Regions from separate parts of the Homo sapiens genome. Here region 1 is linked to region 2. A link is a contact called in ENCODE Hi-C data. All regions are on one chromosome and are shown on one strand. Each heading gives the region's core, a stretch centred on a gene start or an enhancer-like site at or near the end of the contact. The rest is flanking DNA. Distances are from core to core; before and after follow the strand shown.

The links. Hi-C counts contacts between places; a loop is a spot of excess contacts on that map. Pooled maps may share reads with other maps.
Region 1: a map of ascending aorta shows a loop between it and region 2 (4-fold over the local background). The contact joins the enhancer-like site here to the promoter of SNRK in region 2. A Hi-C loop is called at or near these places in 3 of 168 maps with a recorded cell type or tissue (aorta, ascending aorta and endothelial cell of umbilical vein) and 8 of 50 pooled maps.

What each region holds. Positions count from the first base shown.
Region 1 is chr3:43,767,555-43,773,442 of GRCh38, reverse strand. No RefSeq gene overlaps it. Among named protein-coding and RNA genes, the nearest start is that of ABHD5, 80 kb to the right of the region's middle. RefSeq lists enhancers at 1-112, 2,479-2,978 and a silencer at 3,737-3,916. Within about 2 kb of position 3,327, at least 24 of the 41 ENCODE cell types and tissues checked have a DNase peak (open chromatin) inside an H3K27ac peak, as active enhancers do; they include ascending aorta, where a contact is called at or near this core.
Region 2 is chr3:43,284,224-43,290,359 of GRCh38, reverse strand. It overlaps SNRK (SNF related kinase), which reads right to left and starts at 3,820. Exons shown (of 7, transcript NM_017719.5): 1 at 3,685-3,820. RefSeq lists silencers at 647-874, 3,286-3,335, 3,576-3,975 and an enhancer at 3,580-4,080.

The DNA.
Region 1 (5,888 bases), core at 2,078-4,577, 480 kb before region 2:
TCTGCAGGCCGGCAGCTACAGCAGGATGACTTGCAGGTTTTGCTGGCAGAGCAAGCTCCCGCCTGGCTGGGGCAGAGAGCAATTCCTCTGGCCACTGCCTGTCATGCCATAGCTGCTGGACCTCTCAAGTGACTGCCTGGGGTCTGGAGTCTGGAGTCTGGAGTCTAACTATGAGTGGGACTGGGGGGTCAGGCCCAATTCAGCTTGACTGGTCCAGCTCTCCCAGTCCTTAGCGTTCATCTTCCCTCCCCTGCCAGATGAATCTCCTTTCCAGGCTCTGCTTCCCCAGCGATTCCCAGACAGAGACAGTCCATCTCAGTCACTGGATATTGGCTAATTGATTGGGTTTTTCTGCTCCTGTTCCAGAGTCAATTGAGAAAGTCCTCAGACACCACTTTGAAGGGGAAAGATGACTCAGGTGGGATAATTTCTAATTGCCCTAAATTCTGCTCTCATGGAATTGGAAGGGACTTTGTAACACACCCCCAGCCCCTGCTTTCACACAGGGACCCCATTAAAGCATCCAGAGAGGCAGGAATCTACCAGGTTTCCCAAACCTTGGAAGAAAGGTCCCCTCCCAGTCACCTCCCCCTAGGGAGAAAAGTAGAGCATCCTAAGGGGAGAGGTCTCCGCCCCTGACCACGACCACAATTGTGAGACCTTCCTCTCTCCCTTCGCTTAACTGACAGAAATGTTTTCCTCTTTTTGAAATGTGGGAACAAGAAAGCCATTTCACTGCTAAAAAACAGACTTGGAAGCCGAGGATCAGGCCACCCTTAAGAAGGCTTTGTTGAGTCTCCAAAATATTCCACAAAGTGTTGATGTAAACAATGCACTACTAATTAAATGTTACAAAAAAAAATTCAAGTACACTGTTCCTTCCTCAAGTCTTTCTGAATCTGCAAACTTTAGACTTTAACCATGAAGTTCATCTTGCAAGTTTTAAACAAATTTTACTTAAGTTTAATCAAATTTTACTTAAGACACTTCAGTAGAACTCTCATTCCCCAAATAAAGAGTTTTAATACAGAAGAGCGGATGGCTTAAAGCACCTGATTTCCCTCTCATATAACCACTTGTGGTAATGAACTTAATAAGATAAAGGCATTGCCATTTTCCATTAAATTATATTGCTCTCAAAAGAAATCAAAATCAAAACTTTAAATATTTTAAAAATCCATTTCAAATCATGGACATTAAGAGATGTAATCTGGAATACTGCCTCCATTGCTTGACACATAAACAGACTTCAGAATATCACATCATTAAACCTAAGTTTTCTTTTAGTAAAATGAAGTTAAATAATAGTCTTTATGAATATCCAGAGACCTGTGCACTTATAATATGCACACCTGTTTGTATATTATACTTTAATATTAATCTATCTCTCTGTCTCTGTCTCTTTCTCTCTCTGTCACTCTCACTCTTTCATAATCCTTGTTCATACTCATCTCCCGGGAATACTGTGAGAATCAGAGGGGCTGATGTACTTGGCAACGATCTGTAGACCACCAAGCACTAGAAGAGGAAGAGGACACCCATCATCACAGAGCAGGTGGCCTCACACACCCACACCTATCAGAACTGGGACTGGCAAGAGGCAGTGGGACGGCATTTAGAGAAGAGGCTGGAAGAAGGCAGATTCCACCCCGCACCAGCTGTGCTGCTTAGGCAATTCTTTGACTCCTCTGTCCCAAGTGTATCTGCCTGTAAAGTGGGCACAATAACCATTGCTTCACAGGATAAACGCCAACAGGGTGGGCTAACTATGCAAATACATGACAGATGCCTCCTACAGCTGCCCACACTTCTTCTCCCCACCTACCTGCTGGCTTTAGTCCTTCCTTGTGCTCTCAGTGGCTGCTGCTGTCTGACCAGCCCCCTGCTGCCCCCCTGCCTGCTCCTGTGTGAGGGCACTTTGGGGCCAGATGCCATGCAAGATGACACGGAGGAGGCAAGGCAAAGCTGGCCCTCAAGGGTCCACCCTGGGGTCCTGATTCCAGGCCTTCTCAGGTTCCACTCTCCCCTCCTCTGTACACAGACCACTCTCCTGCTCTCTTCGTTAAGGTGTTTAACCTTCCAAAGCCTCAATATACTTGTGTGTAATAAAAAGAAAAGAAATAACAGGTTCAAGAAACCAGACAGCAGCGTGAGGATAGAGGTGACAGCCTTCACTGTTGGAAGCATCTTTTCTTGGCTCTGAGCGGTAAAGCAATGCACCCAGGGTCACAAAGACAGAGGTGGCAGCCAGGATTTTAGCCCAAGTGGCCTGACGCCAAAGTCTTGTCTCCCTCTCAATGCAGCTGTGTAGTGGGGCTAGACCCCAGTCTTCTCCATCTTCTCCCCTGATGTCCAATCTAAGCACAAGCAAGGGGCTTGCTGTGGAACCACAGCTTCAGACAAGCCCCAGCCACACCCACCTCCACTGAACGGCCACCTCTTCCTGCCACTTTGATGCAGAGATAGGAGCTGTGCCAACGCAGAGCTGCCCACAGTGGAGAGGGAGTGGAGGGTGGAGCTGATGCTCGTCTCTCAGGACTGCTTTCCCAGTGCCAATATCTAGGTCACCCTCCTGATCCCCAGTGTGATGACTCACCACTCGCCTCTGTCACAGCCTGATAAAGAACTCGAGCCATTAAGAAATGGAACAAATTACTAAATGGGAGGCACAAGAGAAACCCAGGATTAAATTAGTTCATTATTCATAAATCATAAATGACTCTTCCTCTCACTGATGCTTGTCTCTGTCTACCTACTGGCCTTGCAAGAGCAACAGACTTCTATAGGCAGGAGGTCAGAGACACAGGAGGCCCAGGCTGAGGGCCCCAGGGTTGGCAGCCACCTTTAGGCAAAACGGCTGGGCTGGCCTCGGCCCGTTGCCTCTGAGCTGCTCTCTGGACTGCAGGGTCTTGGAACTGAGTCGCCGGGTTTGTAGGGCGAACACTGCAGTGCCTGCTCCATGGCCTGCTGTGCCATGGAAAGGTTCTGATACCTGAGGTGTCTAGTATGGTTGAGACACAGTTGTTGTGTGGGCCGGGTTGCCTCTGTGAAGTATGTCACCTCTGTGCACCGGATCATCTCTGTGGAGTGTGTCCCTGAGGGCCATATCACCTTTGTGAAGCATACCACCTCTGTGGAGCATGTCACCTCTGTGGGCCAGGTCACCTCTGTGGAGTGTGTCACCTCTGTGGCCTGTGTCACCTCTGTGGAGTGTGTCACCTCTGTGGTCTGTGTCACCTCTGTGGCTTGTGTCACCTCTGTGGGCCATGTCACCTTTGTGGGCCAGGTCACCTCTGTGGAGTATGTCACCTCTGTGGAGCATGTGACCCCTGTGGGTCATGTCACCTCTTTGTGGGCCATGTCCCCTTTGTGGGCTGTGTCACCCATTGGGGAGTGTCACCTCCTCAGAGCATATGACATTTCAGGGCATATGTCATTCCTGGAATGTGCCTCCTCTCTGACGGGCGTGTCTCATGACCGAGAGTTCCTTGATGCTTTTCTGTCCTGGCTGGAAAAAGGAGCAGCCTGGGCCCCTCCCGGGGCCTGCCGTGCTTGGAATGGAGCCAGGACGGAGAGGGACCAGCCAACCCAGTGCCAAGGACGCCAGGGCATCTGTTCCCCAGCCCGGAAGGAGATCCCGCCCCGCTCTCAGTCAGGCCCCGCCCTGCAGGTCTGCAAGCCTCCTCCAAGGAAGGCGGAAGGAGCCGGGGCCGTGTCTCAGGGAGCCCGAGAGGCGGAGCCCGGGAGGAGGCCTGAGTGGGCTGGGGAGGGAACGAACCCTACCAGGATACTGGAAAGGGACACGAGAGAGAGGAGCCGCCCCCTGCTGGTCACAGCTGGGAAAGGCGCTGCAATCAAACTCAGTCCCAGGGCACGGTGCCAAGGGAGGCGGAGGAACTGCAGTGGTTCCCGATGGACATCTTGTTGCTCTTAGTGTCACCCCAGCGCATGCATGATTCCTAAGCTATGGGTCAGGGAGTCCCAAACAAACAGCAGTGTTATTCTGGAACTACTTGGATGAGGGTATTTTCCTAACTAGAGCTTACTGGGATTGTGCAAGTGGCAGGGACTACTCTCTAGGTCACCCGACGTAAGGGGCCAGTTGTATTTGAAGGGTGAGCCAAGACTAGAACAGAGGTGAAGGGAGGTGAAAAGGTGACCAAACAGCTGGGTGCTGCAAAGTGCCTGACAGCAGGAGGTGGACACAGGTTCTTATGTAACAGCAGTAAGTGCCATATGCTAACAGCCTGCCATGTGCCAGCTGTACCCAGGGTCTCTGAACCTAGCAGTGTCCCTATGCACATCTCACAGGTGAGGAAAATGAGATCTAGTAAGTGACAAGTGTCTAAGCCAGGATTTTAATCCAGGTCTGAAGAACTTCAGAATCCATGTTTTATTCATGTCACTTCTGAATTTGGGCCCATTAGCAGGGCCAATGTGCTGGCATCTTAGCAGCAGCTAAAGCAGGCATCTGCAGCCCCCTCTTGGTCTTGCCACACAGTCCTGGCTACACTGACATTCTAATTGGGAGGAAGGTCAGATTTCTCCATTCTCCATATCCAAATTCATCTTGTCCACTTTGATTCTTGGATTTGATCACTTCCCACCCCACCTCTTACTTAACTGTTCCCTGGGCAAAATTCCAGCCTTAGCCAGAAGGGCACTGTTCCTACTAAAGTCAGAAGTCAGAACTTCCTCCCTTCAGCCTCTCCAAGCTCCTTCACAGCCGGCTCCTAGACTCAGCCTGCTGCTGACATGCACAGACAGTGCCCTGGCCCGTCACTGAAGCTCCCTGGGATCCCACAACCCATCTGACTCGACACTGATTTTTACAGCTTTGCAAATAGTTGCCTTAGTTCCCTTCCCCTGAATGCATTATAAAGTTAAAGGGAGAAAAAGAAGTCTTTAAAAAATCCCCCAGCTATCTTAATTAACATGCAGAATGCTTTTCTGGCAGTGCACAGGCTGTGATAAAACGGGAAGCTTCTTAACACAACATATATTTAATCTGTGGCATTCGCTTCCACATGAAATTCAATCAGATATTTTAAGGGAGTTAACAAGGGCTCTCAGATCGAACTGTGAATAAATGCAGGTGTGATAAATACACTCAAGCTACTGAGATGTTTTATCAAATGATAAAGGTGTTGAGTGGGGTGGGGTTGAAGGACAAACCTTAATTCTAATTCTGTACGTTGTCAAAGAGGGTAGGAGAATTTATTAGACAATGCCAGGGCGATCTAATGACCCATTGCCTCTGAAAAATCAATTAAACTTGCTCATTTGTTCTGTTTTTCCAGGAATCTTTAATTCAAGTCTGCCGTATGCCAGGCACGAGGGAGGCAGTGACCAACCAATAACGCAGTTCCAGTCTCTGCCCTCAGCCCCAGCTCTGCCTGATGAAACTCACAATCTAATAGGGAAAGGTGGATAATAAACAAGTAAACAAATGCAAATGATAATTTCCAATTGGGTTAAGTAACAGAGTAAATGAGAGGGTGTTCAGGTAAGACATCTGCAAGGAGTTGATACTTGGAGTGAGACCTGAAGGATGAGGAAGGGCCCGCCATGCACCAGGGAAGAGCCTGTTGATGTTTCTGAGACCACAAAGCCCTGGGCATGTTGGGGGACCAGAAAAGAGCTGGGACTTGGTGAGCAGGCAAGCACTATAGAACAGCATTTGGTCGCATAGGTAAGCCTAACCACATATCCTTTCTTTTTTCAAATTAAAGGTTTCATCTGCTACAAATCTGTGGAGAAAGGATGGTTTGGCTGCTGGTGTGAGGAGAATAGTTCACTACAGGGAGAAGAATAAAGCCACATCTTCCATCACATACAAATGCAAACACCTAACAGATCCAAGACCTCGCTATGTGAAAGCCAACAGA
Region 2 (6,136 bases), core at 2,571-5,070:
CTAAAATTGTATGATTGAAAAACAATTCAAATCCAACCCAGCTTTATTAGAAAGGGTGTGGTTTCCATAACAAGCTGATAAAATCAACAAATTAAAGATTAGATTTTTTTACCTTCTTCACCAAGACACTTCTTGGTACAGACTATGTACCCGGCATTACTTGGGTCTGATAATGTACAGATCAAAGAAGTAGTCTCTGCCTTCAAAGAGCTGACAGTATTATGGGTTTAAGAGAGATAACTGCAGGTCAACAATTAAGAAATTGAGGCCCAGTGAGGCTGCGATTTGACCACCGTTATGTTGTGTAATCCAGGTTCCTGGAGCATTTTTGTCATAACCTACATTAAACGGTCCAGGCAAATATTAGTCAAGAGGGTATGTGTTTAGATGTGCAGATAGACCTAATCTTGCTTTGGGCCTGAAGATACTCCAAAACTTAAAACATGTTAGATGAACAACTAATGATCTCTGAGTCTGAAGTAACTTTTGAGTAGCCACATGGCAGCAGACTAGGGGGCATAATAGCAAAAGGAAAGGGAAAGAGGCCTGATTTGCCATGGAACAGCCTACCTGAGCAGAGGCCAAATGCTGGGGATGCCAAAGCAGACTCTCAGGAGGCTCTGGAAGTGACAGCAGAGAAATAAATGTTCAGGGAGGGCAAAGCAGGAATCCTCTTTAGACAGGTTCCTTCCCTACCACCAGCAAGAAATGGTTTCCCATGAGACACAGAGCCACAACCCAAAGCAGATGTGCAGAAAAGCAGATGAGGATCAATGACGTAGCTCTGGATTATCCAGAGCAGACAACACAGTTCCAGTGCTCACTCGTGAGGCCATTAAATCTGAGGAATTTTATACCAGCTCTTCCCAAAGTTAAAACAAAACAAAACAAACACCTCACCAAAATCCTTCTCCTCCATCCCCCAAAGCAACTGCCCCATTTCCCTCCTTCCTTTTCAAATGCTTTAAGGAAAGAACAGTTGCATTGTCTCAGCCTTCTCAACTCCCTTTCACCCACTTGGATCTATGTTCTTCTCCCACCCACCACTTGACCTTGTCTTCTCACCCTCCCTGAACCCCCTGAGCCTTTTCCCTTTTTCTCTGCCTGGGAATTCTTCCTATTCTTCAAGACCAGTTTAACCATCACCTCCTCTGTGAAGCATTTCCATGTCAGGTTGTTCACTGCCGCCATCCTTGTGCTTCTGCAGGTTTTTCCCTATGCCTCACCACAGTTCATCTGTTCGTACTGTTACTGTTTACCTTGGTGTTCCCCAGTAGCTTCTAAGAACCTACAGTCAGGAACTGGTTTTTATTCACTTTTCTACTGCTGCCCTCCCTCTACCCTAGGGCCACCAAAAGAGACACACAAACATTCCATGAATAAATGATCAAAGGTTAAGTTTATCTTCAGAACTGCTAGGATCCACTCAATTTTTCCACCTAAGTTGTTCTAAGTTTACCTGCACATAGATACACACTGGGAAATACCTAAATTCTGAATAACAGTTTTCTTACTAAAGCATCTTAGTTATAAACACTCTATCTTTAAGCAAACAGCTGGGATGCAGTTACATTAAGTCTAGAGTTTCTCATCTACGGTTTTTAATTCCTAAGATTCTGGCCTATGGAAAGTTCATTTGTACCCTTTTCTTCTTGGGCAGTGTAAAGAGCTCTTAGGATTAGACAAGCTGCTACAGGGAAGAAATCATGTCTTATTTATACCAGTACTTAGAACCATGGCTGCTCAGTATCTCCAGAAATAAATATTTTTCTATTTGGTTTCACTTTCTGTATGAGGGAAGTACTCACAGTGAAGTTCAGATGAACAGTATTTCCTGTGACCAGTAAAAATATCACGAAAGCCCTTCAATTTTAATAAGGACATTTAAAAGCCTTTCTTTTAGGATTATGTGATTAAATCTAAACCATAAAGACCCAACCTATACTTCTGGTCTAGAAAAATAAAATTAGTACAACTTCTGAGTTCTAGCATGTTTTAGACTAATGGATCTTACTGCAGTAAAACAGAAAAAAATACTCAGAATTATTAAAAAATACGGTGAGAGTAATTTTTGTGCACAAAATGAACAATTAAAAACTGATTATACAAATTTAAAAAAAAATTGAAAGGTGGCACTGAAAGTTTCCTGCCTGAAAAGCCTTCAGGATGAGAGTATTATAAAAAGTTAGCACTGTGCACCTGACTTTCTACACTGCTTCAATATGTGACCTTGGAAATGTCATGTAATTTCTCTCATTTCTAGTTCTGTAAAATGGGAATGTCCACCTGTTCTCCTCTCAAGGACAATTACACAGATAATCAGATTAAAAATTTGGTATTTGGTGTTCTTTAAAAAAAGAAACTTGTCTAATTAGTATGCTTTAATCATCACTTGTACAGTACATTCCTCTTCAAGAATCCAATTCCAAGAGAAATATTTAAGCAGACGTTGAGGACAGATTTCCTTAAGGGAATTATTTTATAAATCTGGAAAGCAATGTAACGAGATTATAAATTAACAAACTGATTACATAAGCCTTGACAACCCGGGCTTTAAAGTACACTGCTGTATATATTCTGATAAGTTAAAGACTGGTTTGGGACATAGTGCTCCAATCCCATACAAGGAGCCCAAACTCAGGCATTTCATGTTTGATAGGAACTTGGTGGAGATTCAACAGGATGTCCAACACTTGCAAGCCATGCTTCACCTTAAAACCTGACAAAATGTTTAAGGCATTAAGTCAACTTTACCACGGTTCCTAAGACTTTAAGAATGCACATAATTAAAGGGAAGGGGGGTGGAAAGTAACATGACAGTTTGAAAGGTCCCATATCCTCAGACCTCTATAGATTTAGGAACTCCACTGCTAAATTCTCCCCAAAGCCTGAAACTCCCTATGAAACTACTGGACTGTATGCGATCCAACAGTTACAAATAGCACAGCTCCAAGAACCCCGAAGATAAAAGGCTGCCACTTTCCTGCAACCCAAGTCCAAGTAAAAGGCAGGAAGGTCCCTGTAAAATGGACCAGAAAGAAATCAACAGGCGATGACTATGGAAAAGAACGTAGATTTCCCAGTCTCCCAGTCTGCAAAAATTCTAGCTCTCCCTCGGGAATGGCACTGCTCCTCTTTCCTTACCCCTTTGCCCTTTCTCTACAGACAACATCCCCACTCTATTGTAAAGCAGTTTGACCACGGAACCCTTTTGCTGAGGCCGGATTTCTACAGTCTTCTGAAAGGGGAAAACGCATTCAAAGAACACACACCCTACCAAGCGCCCAGGGCGCGGGGCCCCGCGGGCGCCGCACTCGGCCCGCTCCGGGGCGGGGCGCGGGGATGCGGGCGCCTTCCGAGGTGCCGCAATCCCGCCGCGGCCGCAAGGGCAGGGCCTCCAGGCGACCGCGGCCGCCGCCGCAGTGACGGCTCCCGCCGGGCCCCGCCGCCGCCCCGCCGCCAGGCCGCGCCGCGGGGTCCGGGCCACCGCAGCCCGGGCCCCGCGTCCTCCCGGGCCGCGCGCTGCGGCCGGCGCCGAGAGCGCAACTTACTTTCCGCCTGCGGCGAGCGCCCCGGCCCGGGCGCCCAGCCCGGCAACAGCGGAGGCTACTGAGGCGGCGGAGGCCGGCCCCGCACCCCTGCCTACGGCCGCCGCGCCCCGCCGCGCTCCGCGCTCGCCCCTACCTCAGCCGGCAGGCGAGCGTCCGTCCGCAGCGGCCGCGGCGCCGACAACTCCCTCCCGGCCGCCGAAACCCCGCACCCAGCGCTAATCATAATACCGAGCGGGCTGCCGGCCGCGGGGAGGGGGTGCCGGGTAGCTGCGCCTGCGCGGGCTGCGCGTCACTGTGACGTCAGCGCTGGGGCGGGGCCGCGGGAAGGGCAGGGCGGGGCGGCGCGCACCTGCGGCCGGCGCGCGGGCTGCTGGAGGGCATCCTGGCGGCTTTCTGACCCCGGCGAGTCGGGGCTGAGGCGGCTGGCGGGACAAAGCGGGCAAGGCGCCCAAGGAGGATGGAGGACGGGGGAGGAGGAAGCACCAGGGACACGGAACAATGGCCGGGAAAAAGTAGCGCGAGCTGTCAGGGGAAATCGGAGGGAAGGGACCGCGTCTGTACAGGACTGCGTCTTGGCGGCAGGGGGCAGGGAGCCGCACGCGCTTTACTCTTTGGTTCCCGCCCAGGTTTAAACAAGGATAAAAAAATTGTAAAAATACATATACATACACACATGCACATATGTATATACATATATATACATAATATGATTTTTTTCTCTGTAGTTTCTTCTCCCTGGGACTCTAATTTGAAAAAATTCGGTTGATTTTGTTGTTATTTAAGCAAAATTGGAAAAGCCCAACATCTGAATGCAGTGCTGGCCTTAAAGGTCAGCGGGAGACACAGGCCCTGCTAGGCAGCCTCTGGCAACAGCATAGAAAAGTAAACGGTCGTGGGGACACATCAAAGCACGTGAAGTCAGAGATTCAAAACACGCCGGGCATTAACCATAGCCCTTGATGGTTCAGTGGTATGGTCGCCAGGCCAGGTTGCTCTGGAAGGGAGCTTAGGGATGGCCGCAGAGGGTGGGAGGGGACTCCCGACTCCCACCCCTGGAAGCATGGCATGCAATAGAGACCAGCTCTTCAGGGTTCCTGGAAGGGAACACCAACAAACCAGACGCCAGATTTCTTCAACCTGCTTTTCCCCTTCTGTTCCCACGTTGTGTCCACCCTTCCCCAAGAAAGGACCCCTAGCAAGGAAGGACACAAGCCAGAAGAGCTGCGGAGATGCTGCAGGCTTGGTTGAATTGACTGGACTGCGAAGAGAAATCTAGATGGTTTTAGCAAATCTCTGTTGACCTGCAAATGTCAAAAGCCTTTTAGCTTCTATGCATCAACTTTGCATGTCTGAAGATGATTGGGAAGCAGGAGTGGATTGTTGGGAGGTGCAAACAGTTTGATTCTTAGGGTAATAACATAGGGTTTTCTGATCAAGGGGACTCCCAGTTACCCTAATACCCTTGCATCAGGTGGTGGGAGAGCACCAGGGAAAGCCTCAGATTAGGCCTCTGCGCCTTAGGGTCCCACCTGGGATCACTCTGACCTGAAAAGACCATAAAAGAGTCATCTCATTTTGACATGGAAATCGTAACTGTAGCAGCATATTAAGCAAGAGCTCCTAACTTGGATTTGTAGAATTTGTCCTTTTGTTGCTAGAAATCAGGAAGACCATGCACTTTTCTCCTCAGGGAGATATCACTATTCAGGGAACTCTGTAGCCAACTAAAGGGAGAAAATACCACTGTAATGGTCTCCCAAGGGATTTCCAGTGGTCGAAGGCCTCCACCCCTGGGTCTGTAGTCCCTGAGTTATATCAGTAACTACAGAACAATGACGATAATATATAAGCTCTTGAAAAATAAAGTATTTATATTGCTGCTGTTTAACTAGGTTTTGAATAAATTTTCTAAGGAAAACAAGGCATAAAAGAGCAAAACAAATGAAAAAGGGCAAAATAATAAATTGATTTAAATGAAGTTGGCTGCAATACTCTTCTAGAGAAGGACGCAGTACTGGCCACATGGTAAATCATTTATTCATCCCCAGTATTTCTTGGGTAGCTGAAGTGCTGCTGGCAAGAATATGACCCAGTTTTGGTTCCACACCATAAATGTGGTGACATGATTTGATTATGCTTCGGCAATATTTTAAGATATTCAAGTACAAATTAATAGTATTACTTAAGTTGGAATTTAAGCAAATGTGCTTATAGTTAATGAAGAAACTCCTTTTCCACTCTGCCCTGGGGCTTTCTCCAACACACTGCTTTTTTAATGTTGGGTCTTTTTATGGACCTGTAAGAAGCTTTAATTAGATGTACAGCATTCTACAAAACGACAAGATGAAGCATGCTTGCTTGTATTACAGTCTCTGTGATTCAGATCTCAAAAATAACATAATGCCACCAGTTTAAGGAAGATGTTGTTTATTGGAAGGAAACCAGGGAGGTGCCACAAATTAGATCAAAATGTGAAAATTGAGCAGACTGATGAAAGAATTGTCATTTTCATCTTTGGAACCCCAAAAGCAGCATATGTAACAAGGTTATCTTCTCTGGATATTGTTAGTTTTTGTAATTTATTT